2 separate regions of the Homo sapiens genome follow, and region 1 is linked to region 2. A link is an interaction called in ENCODE POLR2A ChIA-PET data of the cell type or tissue named here. Cell type or tissue: PC-9. All regions are shown on one strand. Links, peaks and the distances in the headings refer to the core of each region. The heading gives the core; the rest is flanking DNA.

The links. ChIA-PET counts read pairs that join two places held together with the same protein. Peaks named below come from ENCODE experiments on the same cell type or tissue, not always from the same donor. Only the 100,000 strongest peaks of a DNase experiment are listed, where the experiment ranks them.
Region 1: POLR2A ChIA-PET joins it to region 2 with 6 read pairs; 1 of 35 experiments calls an interaction of 5 or more read pairs at or near these places.

Annotation. Positions count from the first base shown.
Region 1 is chr4:102,625,241-102,632,850 of GRCh38, reverse strand. MANBA (mannosidase beta) reads left to right here. Exons shown (of 17, transcript NM_005908.4): 17 at 570-2,081. The coding sequence ends at 794. Among named protein-coding and RNA genes, the nearest start is that of NFKB1-AS1, 130 kb to the right of the region's middle. In PC-9, for the core only: no CTCF peak of the experiment used is centred there; DNase peaks (open chromatin) are centred at 1,990 and 4,810; H3K27ac peaks cover 2,186 bases.
Region 2 is chr4:102,733,267-102,740,876 of GRCh38, reverse strand. All of the region lies in intron 1 of MANBA (mannosidase beta), which reads left to right. It also overlaps the pseudogene LOC100288914. Among named protein-coding and RNA genes, the nearest start is that of MANBA, 24 kb to the left of the region's middle. RefSeq lists an enhancer at 6,264-6,313. In PC-9, for the core only: no CTCF peak of the experiment used is centred there; a DNase peak (open chromatin) is centred at 3,566; H3K4me3 peaks cover 752 bases; H3K27ac peaks cover 2,099 bases.

The sequences.
Region 1 (7,610 bases), core at 1,872-6,871, 110 kb after region 2:
CACTGTCTCTTTTTGCTGCTATTTTGTGGAATTCACACATGTAAAAAAAATGCTAATAATGTGACTTTACTTAACTATGCAGTAAAAGAGATAAGCTCTAATGGTAGAGCTTTTGTAAATTTCTGGCAGTGGACTTTCTAGATTGCTGGATCTTTTCAGGAGACTTGAATGTAAGCTCCACAGTTGGGCTCTGTAGCTAGGTCCAGATATATCCTTAGAAAGTCATTAAAACCACCCAGGCTGTATGTAAAAATGTTGCTCTCTTGATGATACTCTGAGAAAAACTGTAAAAGATGTAAAGCTTTGAGCTTCTTGTGAAATATTCTCCTTAATGATTGGAGACGATGTATTTCCTTGATTTGTGATTATAATTTGGTAACGTTCCATAGCCTGTAGTCATTTTCCATGTATTGTTTTGTGTTTGAAACTGCACTTTAGCAGTTGTAGAACCAAAGTTGTGGGAAGTGGACTCCTTGTTAAGCCCACATAAATGTTTACAGGAACTGTATACAGACTATATAACTCTTCCCTCATCCTTCACTTCATTCATTTTTTTTTTTCTTTTTCAGGCCATCATCTCTCAGCAAGGTGACATATTTGTTTTTGACCTGGAGACCTCAGCTGTCGCTCCCTTTGTTTGGTTGGATGTAGGAAGCATCCCAGGGAGATTTAGTGACAATGGTTTCCTCATGACTGAGAAGACACGAACTATATTATTTTACCCTTGGGAGCCCACCAGCAAGAATGAGTTGGAGCAATCTTTTCATGTGACCTCCTTAACAGATATTTACTGAAGGAATCTAGGTTGTATTTTCAGTGGACAATGGGAATAAAGCATTTCTAAAGCACCGACTGGAGAGGAAGGCAACAGAGACAAGGAGAGAAGCCGAGAGACATGTCTGCGTGCTGCCACGCATTTGAGCGATTGCTCTGTGAAGAGTTGTACACTGAACACTTTCAGGGGAGGCTGTTTACCCAGGCAATGTCCTCAAACAAGCCTGTGCCGGGGTGTCCTGGAATCTGTGCCAGGACTGTGTTTTTAGCCCTTCACCTCTCAGCTTTAGCAGGACATGAACCAGTTATAACAAGATGGCCCTGCAGCTGGTTACAAGAATGTGACATGGCAGGATCTATGGAACCAAATGGAAGGTTTTGAGGTGATGTAGGTCTTTCACAGCTAGCTTTGGGGAATACGGAATACTCAAATAAAGTGCTTTGTTATTATTTCAGAGGGAATGGCGATTGAAATGTTACAACAGAGATTTCTTGGTGGTAGCTATTTGGGTAAAGGTATATGGGTATTTTTCTGTACATGTGAAATTATATAAAAATAAAAGTTATATAAATTACATTGACAACTTGATATTTCATCTGTGGCTTATTTAACCGTTCTATAAATATTCAATTTTGCCCAATACTGTGCTGGACCCTAATTTCCATTTAGTTCTCGTTATTATTCTGCTTGGTAAACTGGGAGAGTTTGAAGAATCTAAACTAAGACATGTGAAAGGTTTTCTCTGGAAACAGTCATGTAATTGGTTATAGAATGGACCAGCAAAGAGTGTTTGGCTTTAAAATTAAGATATTATTAGTGGTTTTGGTTTTAAAAATGAGAAGCATTATGTTCAGTGACTCTAAAAGTAACTACAGACAATCCAGTCTTCTTCAGTATCTAAGAGTATCCTCATTTTATATGTACACACACACACACACACACACACACACACACACACACACACACACAAAGCCTTATCAAGGGGATAAGGGGACTTAGGGCTGGGACTCCGTAGAGTCTTACTTGGTAAATATTATGTCATGTTCTTATGACTATTGTAAATCCTGTTTTAGCAAAGCATTGCTGCGAGGCAGGGAGGACTGCTCTTCTTGACACCTGTGCATGTTCTGCCAGGGGCCCTGAGAAGGGGCTTTCAAGCTGATGAGCCAGAGTTTACTTTGTAGTTTGCCCTTACTAGTTCTGTAACCTTAATCAAGTTACTTAACTTCCTGTGCTCAGTTTTCTTGTGGCTAAATGGGAGTGGTAACACCCACCTTGTAAGTTTGTTTTGAAGAATAAATAAAATAATTTAGCTCAAGGGCTGGGCCCCAGATTGGCACATAGTGACGCTCTGTAATGGAAGCATCATCCTGGGCCTGAGCTCGGTGTCCTGGAGAGGGTGAGGCTTCCAGCCGCAGTCTCTAGATTCAAATCCAGGTACTGAAGCTTCTGACTGTGTGTCCTTGGGCAACAATTCAACCTTTTGAACTGTGGTTTCCACCTCTGTAAAATGGAGCTAATGATCCCTCACCTTCAAAGGTAGGTGTGAGGACTTAACAAATAGGGTCTGGAACAAATTAAAATGCTAAGTAAATGGTGATTGTACTTTTAACATCACATTCATTATCATCCAGTTAGTACAGAAAGCAATAGTAAAAATGAAGTGAAGAGAGGCAAATGGTAAGTAAGTTCTTCAGCAAATTCTTTCTGAAAATAATACCAGAAAAGAATAATTTGTAAGGGAAGAATAAATTAAAGGACATAAATATATGCTGACAACAACTTCTAAAAGAAAAGAAATGTGCCGTATACATATTATTCCTATTAAGGAATAATAGTAGCCAAAACATTCTTCCGCAGTTCTTGTGTGGCAGCACAGTTAGTCATTTTTACTGTTTTCATAGATTTATCTTGCCATGCAGGAATACAGTCTGATGCACTTACTCTTGACTTTGAGTTTCTGATAGGGTTTTTCTGTTAGTGGTTGTATTTGTCCATTCTTGCATTGCTGTACCTGAGACTGGGTAATTTATAAGGAAAAGCGGTTTAATTGGCTCACAGTTCTGCAGGTTGTACAGGAAGCATCGCACCGGGCATCTGCTTGGCTTCTGATGAAGCCTTAGAAAGTTTACAGTCAGGGCAGAAGGCGAAGCAGCGACAAGCATGTCATATGGCGAAAGCAGGAGCAAGCGAGAGAGAGTGGGTGGGAGGTGCCGCACACTTTTAAACCACCAGATCGCCTGTGAACTCAGAGCAAGAGCTCATTTATCACCAAGGGGATCCGTGCCTATGATCCGGACACCTTCCACCAGGCCCCGCTTTCAACATTGGAGATTACGTTTCAACATGACATTTGGATGGGGACATATATCTAAACCATATCCTTAGTTGTGTGAACAATAGGATAAAAAGACCAGAACCAGGTCTTACTGTCATATGCTCTTGCAAAGCACATTCCAGAGAGAGTGGGATGAAGAGAGGTCAGTTCCCAGGATTATATCTTCCCATTTCAGAACAGAGAGAACAATAAAAATCATAATTTTCTCATTCACATTCACGATAACTCTTCTTATTCTCTTTTTTTCCTTACTTCACTTTTCATTGTGAGACATTTTCACACCATGAGAAGTCACTTGGAAAATAAATAGAAAGATTTTGTTCTCTGTTGGAATGAAGGTGAACTGGAGTGCAGGAGAAATAAAGATATGTTTCCCTAACATTCCTAAAGTGACAAAGACCTGAGATAGAAAGAATATTCTCTTGGGCTACCTCTGGCTCTCAGATATGAAACTTATTCCCCAGCTTGGTAAGATTTAGGGAGAAAAGCAGGTAGGCATTGTCTGTGTGGGAAATTCAAAGCATTTGAAAACATCCCCAGAGTCTGCCTTGACTGAATGCAATCTTATTAATTCAATAAGCACATGCAATTAAAAGGGTTATGCAGAAAAGACAGTAATATTTTCAAGTGAATGGGAGAATTCTTGTTTTCTAATTGATTTATCAGAGGCATGAACCAGAGTAGCATACAAAACCTTAAAATCACTGGCAAAACCGGTGTTGTCTTAAGACATGTTTATATTCTGCCCCTAGACACTGTTTAACTTAAGGATTTATTCATTCATTTATCAAGCATGTACTGCAGACCACTCTGGGCAGGTATTGTCCTTGTCACTGGGGGTATGGCAATGAAAAAGGCAGACAAGTCCTAGTTCTCATGGATCATTAAACCAGCGAACGAGGCAATTCCAGCTGGCGATAAGTCCTTAAGGTTAATGTGATGGCGACAGGGGAGCAATGTTAGATAAGGCACCATCTTGTTCAATACTTCAGGGAAGCTTTTTGGAAAGTATATGGTAAAAAATAAGTGAAAAAATTTCAGTTGAGAAATGAGTCTTTAAAGACCTTCATTGTAATTAATACATAAGGAAAGAAAAGCACAAAATCAGCTGGTTATGTAGTTGGGGCTCTGAGCCTGTGATCTACAAGCTGGGGGTGAACTAACCTGCCAAGACATCTTTAAGTCCTTGTGTGGGGCCAAACAGTGAATGAACTTAGCAAAGATAAGACCAATGCATCACTGTTTCGTGTTTTATAAATATCTCTCCTTATAAATATCTCTCCTTATTTCTGTAGACACGGGTTACTGAATCCTGCCATGAAAGAAAAGTTTGCTTAACCCCTTAGGTTGGTCTCTGTCTTTAAACAAGATTTATTGAGCTCCCCTGTGTGCCACATCATGCTATGCAGTGATCAAGTACACATGATTATAGTAACACCTAAGTTACCTACAACTCTCAGGAAATGAGACATTCTGGCTCACGAAAATTTCTGTTTGAGAACTAGCACTCATCCCTGCCTCATAATTTAGGTGGGAACAACCCCCTTGTTCTGATTCTGTTCCTGTTACTTTTTGTTGGTTTTGTAAAATTTATTGGACCACTGCCAGTAGTTGGAGCAGACAGTGTTGGCTGGCCACCTCACAGCCAGATCTTCCTCCTCTCTGCTAATAGAGGTGGCCATGTCCAGCCTCAGAGACTGAATCATAATTTGTTATTCTAATCCTAGTCTCCATTGCCAGTGATTGATGTAGGGTTAGGCCCATGACACATTTCAAGAATGAATCATAAGTTGATGTCTAATGTGGGGTTTCTGGGGGAAGGTTTCCCTGCCTGATAAGGGATAGACCTGAGGCAAAACCCTCTGCTGTTGGGTAAAATTGAGAAGCTATTTGAGGGCCTGACACTTGGAGCTGCTGCAGCCTTTTTTTGGTGATCTTAAAGAAACATATTTGACAGGGGGTGTCAGAGATGTTTAGCTGCTAAATTAACCCTGCAACCATCTAACTGTGGTCTTATTATAATGTGGTAAAAAATAAAGGCTTAATTGTTTAATCTTGTAGTCAGGTGTTCTGATTTTACAACCCAAAGCATCCTAATTGATACAGCAGTTAAAGGTGTGGGCGTTGAAATCGGACTTACTTGTGTTTCAGTCCCAGATCCACCAGTAGCAGGCTGTTCTTCATTGGATACAGGCTACTGAGTCTTTCTGTGCCTTAGTTTCTTTAAACATGGGAACAATAACAACAGTATCTGCTTCATAGGTTAATTGTGAGGTATAAAGGAGATAATGCACAGATTATTGATAGCACATGATAACTATCCACCAAATGTGAGCTATTACAATCATCATTGCCTCTGTGTGAAGCCATCAGAAGAAATCTAGGGAGGTGGGCAGAACTGAACGTGTGCAGGCATTGGGTGGTGGCTGTGAACAGCATCAGACAGGAGAGCTGGAGGTGTCGGGGGCAGCAGTGAGCCTGGGAGAGGAGCAGGTAGGACCTGGATCCCCCCGCACCCTGCCTTGTCATCCTGAAGATTTAGGTCATATTTGACCAGCAGGTCATGGTCTAGACTGTGTTTTAAAAAGTTGAATTACATGCTAACATTTAAAAAGGGAAAGATTCCATGTAAAATATCGATGTATCTATCGCTGATCTTGTAATGGTATTTTTTAAAGCCCTTATTTGTTTAGCCCACTTATAGTCAGGCATTCTCATTTTATCATTAAAAGCATCCTCGTGGATAAAGACATGGGTCTTTGAGGTCAAACATATCTGGGCCTTGGAGAGGGCAGTGTGGGCACCTGGGTGTCCTGTTGGGAGATGCGTCACCTACTTCCTTGTGCTGGGATGCTGCAGTGGCAGTGGTGCCTCTAGTGAGGAAGGCTGTTGGGGACATAATTTGCTGAAGTGGGCTGGGAGCGGTGACTCACGCCTGTAATCCCTGCACTTTGGGAGGCCGAGGCGGGTGGATCATCAGGTCAGGAGATCGAGACCATCCTGGCTAACAGGGTGAAACCTCGTCTCTACTAAAAATACAAAAAATTAGCCGTGCGTGGTGGCGGGCTCCTGTAGTCCCAGCTACTCGGGAGGCTGAGGCAGGAGAATGGCGTGAACCCGGGAGGCGGAGCTTGCAATGAGCCGAGATGGCGCCACTGCACTCCAGCCTGGGCGACAGAGCGAGACTCCATCTCAAAAAAAAAAAAAAAATTGCCAAAGTGGGTGAAGGAAGGGCCCCTGCTCTTTTACAATGAGCTCTCAAGCCAAAGTGGGTGACTGGCATGCTTCCCTACCCATATTTTTGGTATTGGAATGAAAAGATTTTTAACTAGTCAACTTACAAACATGAATGAAATTTTGCCTTGTCAAAGATCCAAATTGTGTGTGCATGCACGTGCGTGTGTAAGTGTGAAGACTGCATGTGGTGCAAGGGCTATGGGCTCATGCTCTGATACTGAACCTCCCGGTACTGGCCTTGGACCAATCACTTAACCTCTAAGCCTCAGTTTCCTTATCTTGAAGTTGAGATTAATGGTAATAACTATCTCACAGTGTTCCTGTGAGGATTAAATAAAATAAAGATATAAATGTAGTAAATGCAATAAATGTTGGTTTATCAATATCATCCCTCAAAGGATAAGGCTGGTGGTGGCTGAAGTGTTCAGGCCTAAGAATCTTTGATTCCGCTTGCTAAAAGGAAAGAGCAACTTAAGCCTTCTGTACTGAGGGAAAATAATCAACAGGCTTCATGAACTGAGTTGAAGGAGAAAAATCCAGGCAGAAAGCTGAAGAAATTTCTAATTCCTTTTTTTTGGTAAGGTTTTTCCAATTTTACAGAAGCAATAAAATAAAATAAAATAAAATAAAATAAAATAAAATAAAATAAAATAAAATAAAATTGAGTAGCAATAGGCAAGCCAGCTGTTGGATGATTGTGCAAAGTTCTGCTTCTTCCAGCAGAGGCCTCTTGTGCTCAGGAAATGAGGCTAGTGGTGTGCAGAAGGGACTGCCCTGGGCCAGGGTGCTGGCTTCCTGGAGGCTTCCCCAGAGTACAGGGCATTTGCTGCCTTCAGCGAGGCGAGGGGAGCCTAAGGAAACACTTGCAGGGCTGCTCCCCAAACCCCTCACCTTCTGGGCTTCAGGGAGTTGGATGCCAGTGCCCCAGAGGAATGCATGAATGTGAAAGTACCTTAAAGAAGGAAATAAAGAGAAAGAAAAGAAGGGAGGGATGAAGGGGGAAAGAGGTGGGAGAAAGAGAAAAAGAGAAAGAGAAAAAGAAAGAGAAAGAGAAGAGTTGAGAGAAAGAGACTAGGAGAGAAAGAGAAAGGAAAAAGGAAGGGAGAGAAGAAGAATGAGAGAGAAAAGGAAAGAAATGGTGAGAGAGAAAGAGAAAGGAAGAGAGAGAGAAAAGAGAGAAAGAGAAAGCGGAGGGGAGAGAGAAAAGTAGAAGGGAGAGAAAGGAAGACAATGAGAAAAGGAGAGAAAGGAAAGGAGAGA
Region 2 (7,610 bases), core at 1,565-6,564:
GAAGAGTTTTTCTGATGTTATCTTCTAGATTTTTTTTTAATGGTTTCAGGTCTTAGATTTAAGACTTTGATCTATCAAGTTGATATTTATTTATATAAGGTGAGAGATGAGGATCCAGTTTCATTCTTCTACATGTGTCTTGCCAATTATCCCAGCATCATTTGTTGAATAGGGTGTCCTTTCCTCACTTTATTTTTTTCTTTCATTTGTCAAAGATCAGTTGGCTGTAAGTATTTGACTTTATTTCTGGGCTCTCTATTCTGTTCCACTGGTCTATGTTCCTGTTTTTGTACTTGTAGCATGCTGTTTTTGTGACTATATCCTTATAGTATAGTTTGAAGTCAGGTAATGTGATATCTCAGGATTTGTTCTTTTTGCATAGTCTTGCTTTGGCTATGCAGGCTCCTTTTGAGTTTTATATGAATTTTAGGTTTGCTTTTGCTAGTTCTGTGAAGAATGATGATGGTATTTTGATGGGAATTGAGTTGAATTTGTAGATTGCTTTTGGCAGTATGGTCATTTTCACAATATTGATTTTATCCATTCATGAGCATGGGATGTGTTTCCATTTGTTAGTGTTATCTATGACTTCTTTTAGCAGTGTTTCATGGTTTTCCTTGTAGAGGTCTTTCATGTCCTTGGTTAGGTATATTCCTAAGTATTTTATTTTATTTTTTGCAGCTATTGTAAAAGGGGTTGAGTTCTTGATTTGATTATCAGCTTGGTCGCTGTTGGTGTATAGGAGTGCTACTGATTTGTGTACGTTGATTTGGTATCCCAAAACTTTGCTGAATTTATTTATCAGGTTAAGAACTCTTTGGATGAGTCTTTAGGGTTTCCTATGTATATGATCATATCATCAGTGAACAGCAACGGTTTTACTTCCTCTTTACTGATTTGGATGCCCTTTATTTCTTTCTCTTGTCTGATTGCTCTGGCCATGTCTTCCAGTCCTATGTCAAAGAGAAGTTGTGAAAGTGGGCATCCTTGTCTTGTTCCAGTTCTCAGGGGGAATACTTTCAACTTTTCCCTGTTCAGTACAATGTTGGCTGTGGATCTGTTGCAGATGACTTTTATTTCCTGAAGGTATGTCCCTTCTATGCCAATTTTGCTGAGGATTTTAATCATAAAGGATGCTAGACTCTGTCAAATGCTTTTTCTGCATCTGCTGAGTTGATAATATGATTTTTGTTTTTAATTCTTTTTTATGTGGTGTATCACATTTATTGACTTGCATATGTACCTGCATCCCTGGTATGAAACCCACTTGATCATGGTGTATTATCTTTTTGGTATCCTGTTGGATTTGGTTAGCTAGTGTTTTGTTGAGGCTCTTTGCAGCTATGCTCATCAGGGATATTGGTCTGTAGTTTTTGTATGTTATGTCCTTTTCTGGTTTTGGTAGGTGATAGTACTGGCTTCATATAATTATTTAGGGAGGATTCCCTCTTTCTCTATTTTTTGGAGTATTTTCAGTAGGATTGGTACCAATCTTTCTTTGAATGTCTGATAGAATTCAGCTGTGAATCCATCTGGTCCTGGACTTTTTTTTGGTCAGCAATTTTTAAATTACTCTTTCAACACCACTACTTGTTATTGGTCTGTTGAGAGTTTCTATTTCTTCCTGTTTCAATCTGAGAAGATTGTATATTTGCAGGAATTTATCCATTTCCTCTAGGTTTCCTAGTTTGTGCACATAAAGATGTTCATAGTAGCCATGAATGATCTTTTGTATTTCTGTGGTATCAATTGTAATATCTCCCATTTCATTTCTAATTGAGCTTATTTGTATCTTCTCTCTTCTTGATTAATCTCACTAGTGGTCTATCAATTTCATTTATCTTTTCACCGAGCCAGTTTTTGTTTCATTTATCTTTTTTCTTCCCTTGTTCGATTCTATTGTTGAAACTTTCCAGTGTATTTTGCATTTCTCTAAGTATGTCTTTCATTTTCAGAAGTTGTGATTGTTTTTTCTTTATGATATCTGTTTCTCTGGAGACCTTTTCATTCATATCCTTTATTGTTTTTTAAATTTCTTTAAGTTGGTTTTCACCTTTCTCTGGTGCCTCCTTGAGTAACCCGATAATCAACCTTCTGAATTGTTTATTTGGCAGTTCAGAGATTTCTTCTTGGTTCGATCCATTGCTGGAGAGCTAGTGTGATCTTTTGGGGGTGTTATAGAACCTTGTTTTGTCATATTACCAGAATTACTTTAACTGGTTCCTTCTCATTTGGGTAGACTGTTTCAGTGGAAAGATTTGGAACTCAAGGGTTACTGTTTAGATTGTTTTGTCCCATGGGGTATTCCCTTGATGAGATGCTCTCCCCCTTCCCCTAGGGACGGGGATTTCTGAGAGCCAGACTGCAGTGATTGTTATTGCCCTTGTGAGTCTAGCCACCCAGCGGAGCTACTGGCCTGCAGGCTGATGCTGGGGACTGTCTGCCAAGAGTCCTGTGATGTGATCCACGTTCAGGTCTCCTAGCCATGGATACCAGCACCTGCTCCAGTGGAGGTGGCAGGGGAGTAAAGTGGGAGTCCTTGGTTGTAGCTTCATTTAGTGCACTGGCTTTCTCAAATGCTGGTTATGCTAGCAGTGAAGTTGTCATGTGAACAGACTCAGTACTTCTGGTTAACCAGGATATTGCAGGCAGTGGAATTAGTTGTTTTCTTCTTTAGGCAGTGGAATTAGTTGTTTTCTTCTTTAGAGCAGGGTTGTTCTTTTATCAGTTTGAGTTGATTGGTCTCCAGCCAGGAGGTGGCCCTGTCAAGAAAGCACTAGCTGCAGTAGCAGAAGGGGGGATATAATATTGCCCTACATTGGCCAGGATGAGTACTTGGGTTTCTCAGGTGATGGGCAGGACCATAGAGGTCCCAAGGGTTTATGTCATTTGTCTTTGGCGACCAGGTCTGGTAGAGAAAATCCATCAGGTGAGGACAGGGTTAGGGTCTGAGCTCAGACTCTTTTTGGGTGGGGCCTGCCATGGCCACTATGGGGTTCTCAGGCTAATGGAATTATGTTGCCAGGGGGATTATGATTGCCTCTGCTGCATCATACAGTTCGCTAGGGAAAAGCCAGCACTGACAGGCCTTACCCGGCCGGGCGCAGTCGCTCATGCCTGTCATCCCAGCAGTTTGGGAGGCCGAGGCGGGCGGATCACGAGGTCAGGAGATCGAGACCATCCTGGCTAACACGATGAAACCCTGTCTCTACTAAAAATACAAAAAATTAGCCAGGCGTGGTGGCGGGCGCCTGTGGTCCCAGCTACTCAGGAGGCTGAGGCAGGAGAATGGTGTGAACCCGGGAGGCGGAGCTTGCAGTGAGCAGAGATCGTGCCACTGCACTCCAGTCTGGGTGACAGAGCGAGACTCCATTTCAAAAAAAAAACAAACAAACAAAAAAAACACCACAGGCCTTACCCATCTTCCATGAAGCCAGCAAGGCCAGTCTCACTCCTACTGTGCCCCCCCAACAGCACTGACTTTATATCAGTTCCTATCCAGGCAGCCGGTGAGCAGGACTGAGATCTTGCCCCAGGCTATAAGCCTCCCTGCTGAGAAAGCAAACATGGCTCTCAGGCCTCACCCCTCCCCACCTGCTCACACCTTTGGCTGTGCTCATATCTGTTCTTCCTGTTCACCACCCCCAAGCTCCTGGATTCTGCTCAGGAAAATTCATGCTTGTCGAAAATATTACAAAGTTCAGCCGGGAGCTTCCTTCACCCTGTGACTCCCCTCCAGTTCTGCTGGGTGCCTTCCCTTCCCCAAAGACCTCTGTGAGATAGGCCAGGAATGGCTTCCCTGGACTCAAGCTGGGGACTCGCTCTTTCCGGTGCTTCTTTTCTCGGTACTATTATATTTTGCTTGGCTCCTGAAATCCATTTCAGCTCTAGGTAAGGTTAAATCCTTCTCCCGTGATCTGAATTTTCAGGTTCCCAGAGGGGATGTGTGTTTGGAGGCAGACATTTTTCCCTCTCACACTTTGGGAACTCACAGTTTTTGGCTGTTTCACAGAATTTGCAGTGGCAAACCACTTGTTTCAAAGGGTCTTGAATTCTTTTGGTTTTCCCGGTATGTTCCTGTGGTGGTTCTTGGAGCAAAAATTCACAGTGTGAGTCTCCACATGCTGTTCTGTTCATCCAAGTGGGAGCTGCATGTTAGTCCTGTCTCCTATCTGCCGTTTTATCTCAGTTTGCCAGATAATTATGTATCCTAATCCACATTTTGCTTGTTTTTGATAAGTGTTTTCTTAACATCTATTTATTTATTTTTGCCCAAGTGTCTAAGAAAACAACGCCTGTAAACAAGATAGTTGAAAAAACTTTCTCCATTTAATTCTATTCGAAGTAATTGTATCTGGGGTAAAGTCTGACATTGGTCTGAAGCAGAACTGGGGAGTGGAAAAGCTATACCTGGTTAAGTAGTCTCTGTATCTATAATCAGGTATAATGATGGAGTCCAGAAGCTTACTGAGAAAATGAGACTGATGATATTGTCATTTGCATGCTCTGATGACACATGGTTTGTTGATGTACAGTAAACATAGTAAATATGGTAAGTATCAATTATAAATCACTAGCCGAGGCACACACGGCATGTTTATTTCATGGCTGCTGCTTTATAAGCACTGACATTGTAACTATTGGTGGTGTTGTGATGTTAATGGTAGTACTAGGTAATGACTAAGTATATGGACCCTGGAGCCATCTTTCCTGGTTCTGAGTCAGTCCTCCACCACTTAATAGCCATTTGAGTTGAGCTTTAGAGTCTTTGTTGGTAAATGGGTATGATAATAGTACCTACCCCACTAGGGTCACAGGCAGTAACTTTTAACTATTATTATTGTTGTTGCAGTTACCAGCTGGTATAAACGTGTAAGTATATGTAGCATGAGGCATTGTAGTATAGTCCAAAAAATTCAGACCTTGGTGTTAGACTAGATTGGTTTCTTTCCTCAGTGTACATACTTCTGCTTAGTTGTGGCACCTCAGGAAAGCTACTTCACTTTTTGGAGCTTTAGTTTCTTCCTCTATTAAATGGTATTTACTGTACGTGTTTATTATGAAGATAAGAGTGTATGAGTGCCTACTTTAGAGGCTGATGTATAGTAAATGGTTGACAAATGATACTTTTATTTGTTTTAGGGTTCATGGGTTTGCTTAACAACTCAGGCTGACATGGGTCCTTAGTCATGAGAGGTAACCCTGAGCTGCTGTTTGCTATAAATAAGGCTCAGAATTTCAGTATGATCAAATAGGGTCAGACCAACCTGGAACCAAATTAGGTTGGTTGATTGGCCTTTGGAATAGTTATTTTAAATGTAATTTAAGCCTCTATAACTTTTTTTTTTTTTTTTTGGTATTTTCTCTTAGTAAGAGAAAAATTTTTAGTAGACTTTTCTTTCTTTTTTTTTTTTTTCAGCATGCATGCAGTTTATTCGCCACATTTCCCCCAGGAACTCTCTCTGGTTAGGGAATGAAAGAATTGAAGGAATGGGGGATGTACAGGTGGAAGTAAAAGGCACACCTTGAACGTGCTATGATGGGTTGAAGGGTTGAAAAGAGGTTGGTCTGAAATTGATGAGCCTCCCATTTCAGAAGCTCAGGAAGTTTGTGTCCAGGAAATATGCATGCCTTCAGCCAAATCCCTTGCACCTGATAGAGCAGAAGCAGGCACTGCCTACCCTGGCCTGGGCTGTCTGCTGGCTCTCATGTCAGGCATTTTCTGGGCCTGGCTGTCGCAGCTAGTGGGATCACTAACATTGCATGGCCATGGCGTTTTGGCCTAAACAAACAGGTGAGGCCTGGCTCTGTCTACACAGCAGCAAAAAAGGTGACTGATTAGCAGGAGATCTGTAGTGCACAAATAATGGGAGAGGGTGGGCTTGTCAGCATTAGATAATGACTCCAAAATGTAATGTAAACTCACAAGGAGGGGGTGACTCAAGGCTGGACACATGACTAAGTAAGAAAATGTGACTCTGTGAGCTGACCCAACTTCTAAACAAACCTCCTAATACAGTCACAGTGTGTTTCAGTCCCCTTGACTCTAAACCATCACAGAAGCAGAAGGAAGAGGAAGTGGTGGACTGCACAGCTGGAGCCTGGGGACTGTCATGACTGTCTAGATCTCTGAGGTCAGAGGGTGTCACAGCCTCCTCAGACCCTGAACCTGGGATGGAGAGGGGGAACAGGATATAGATTCCCAGGAGGGCTGTCCCCAAGGCCCTCTCCCTGCCTGTCTGGCTCCTCGGGCCTCCTCTTCTACCGCTTCTTCTTGGTCTCTTTCTTGGGCCTCTTGTTCACAGAAGGAACAGTAGCCTTGGGCTTCCTCGTCACCTCAGCACTTCTGAGCTCAGATGGTTCAGCCTCCACCTCGTGGAACTTGGGAATGGGTATGATGATGGCCAGCACACAGATGAGCTGGAAGATGGCTCCCAGGAAGAGTCCGTACCATAGCAGGTTCTCCAGGAAAGTGGGCTCAGGCACCTCCAGAGGTGAGAAGTCTAGGTCAGAGGCCATGGCCCAAGTCGCTTGCTGCCTGAGGTCTCTTCTGACTCACCACTCTTCAGAGCCAACTCTCACGCTGCTGCCCTTCTCCCCCGGAAGAGTAGACTTTGTAGGTTTACAGCAAAATTGAACAGAAAGTACAGAGGGTTCTCACATAACCTCCTACCTCCTTGCATGCACAGCATCCCATTCTTCAACATTCCCCACCAGAGTGGTACATTTGTTAGAATCAATGAACAGACATTGACACATCTTTATCAGTCAAAGTCCACACTTTACATTAGGGTTCATTCTTGGTTGTACATGCTGTGGGTTTGGACAAATGTATAATGACTTGTATTCACCATTGCAATATTGTAAAGAATAATTTCCGTGCCATAAACATTCTCTGTGCTCTGTTTATTCATTCTTCTCCTCTGCTTAACCTATGGTAACCACTGATCCTTTCACTGTCTCCATAGTTTTTTCTTTTCCATGTCAAAAGACAAAATTACAACAAATGTAGTTAAAGATCAAATTGTTTTTTATTTGTGATTCATGAATCAGGAAAGCATCCATTCTACAAAATACAGTGAGCACTTTCATGGGGCCATGGAAGAATAGTGGGTTTTGTAAGGAACAAAGAAACAGAACAGTAGGAAAAAAACTGATTGATTAACATCAGATTACTTCAGGTTACTTTTCTAGAAAGGGTAAAAGCAGAGAGAACCGGCCAGTGTGGTGGCTTACGCCTGTAATCTCAGCATTTTGGGAGGCCAAGGTAGGAGGATTGCTAGAGCTAAGGATTTTGAGACCAGCCTTGGCAACATAGTAAGATCTCCATCTCTACAAAAAAATAAAAATAAAAAATTAGCTGGGAGTGGTGGCATACATCTGTAGCCCCAGCTCCTCAGGAGGCTGAGCTGGGAGGGTTGCTTGAGCCCCGGAGGTTGAGGCTGTAGTGAACCATGGTTGTGCCACTGCACTCCAGCCTGGGTGACAGAGCAGAGCAAGACCTGTTTCAAAAAAAAAAAAAAAAAATGCAGAGAGGACTTCCTTACTCAGGTGAACAGGAATCTCAAGTTTTCAGGAAAAACTGCCCTGTTTGTGGATCTACCTCCTTC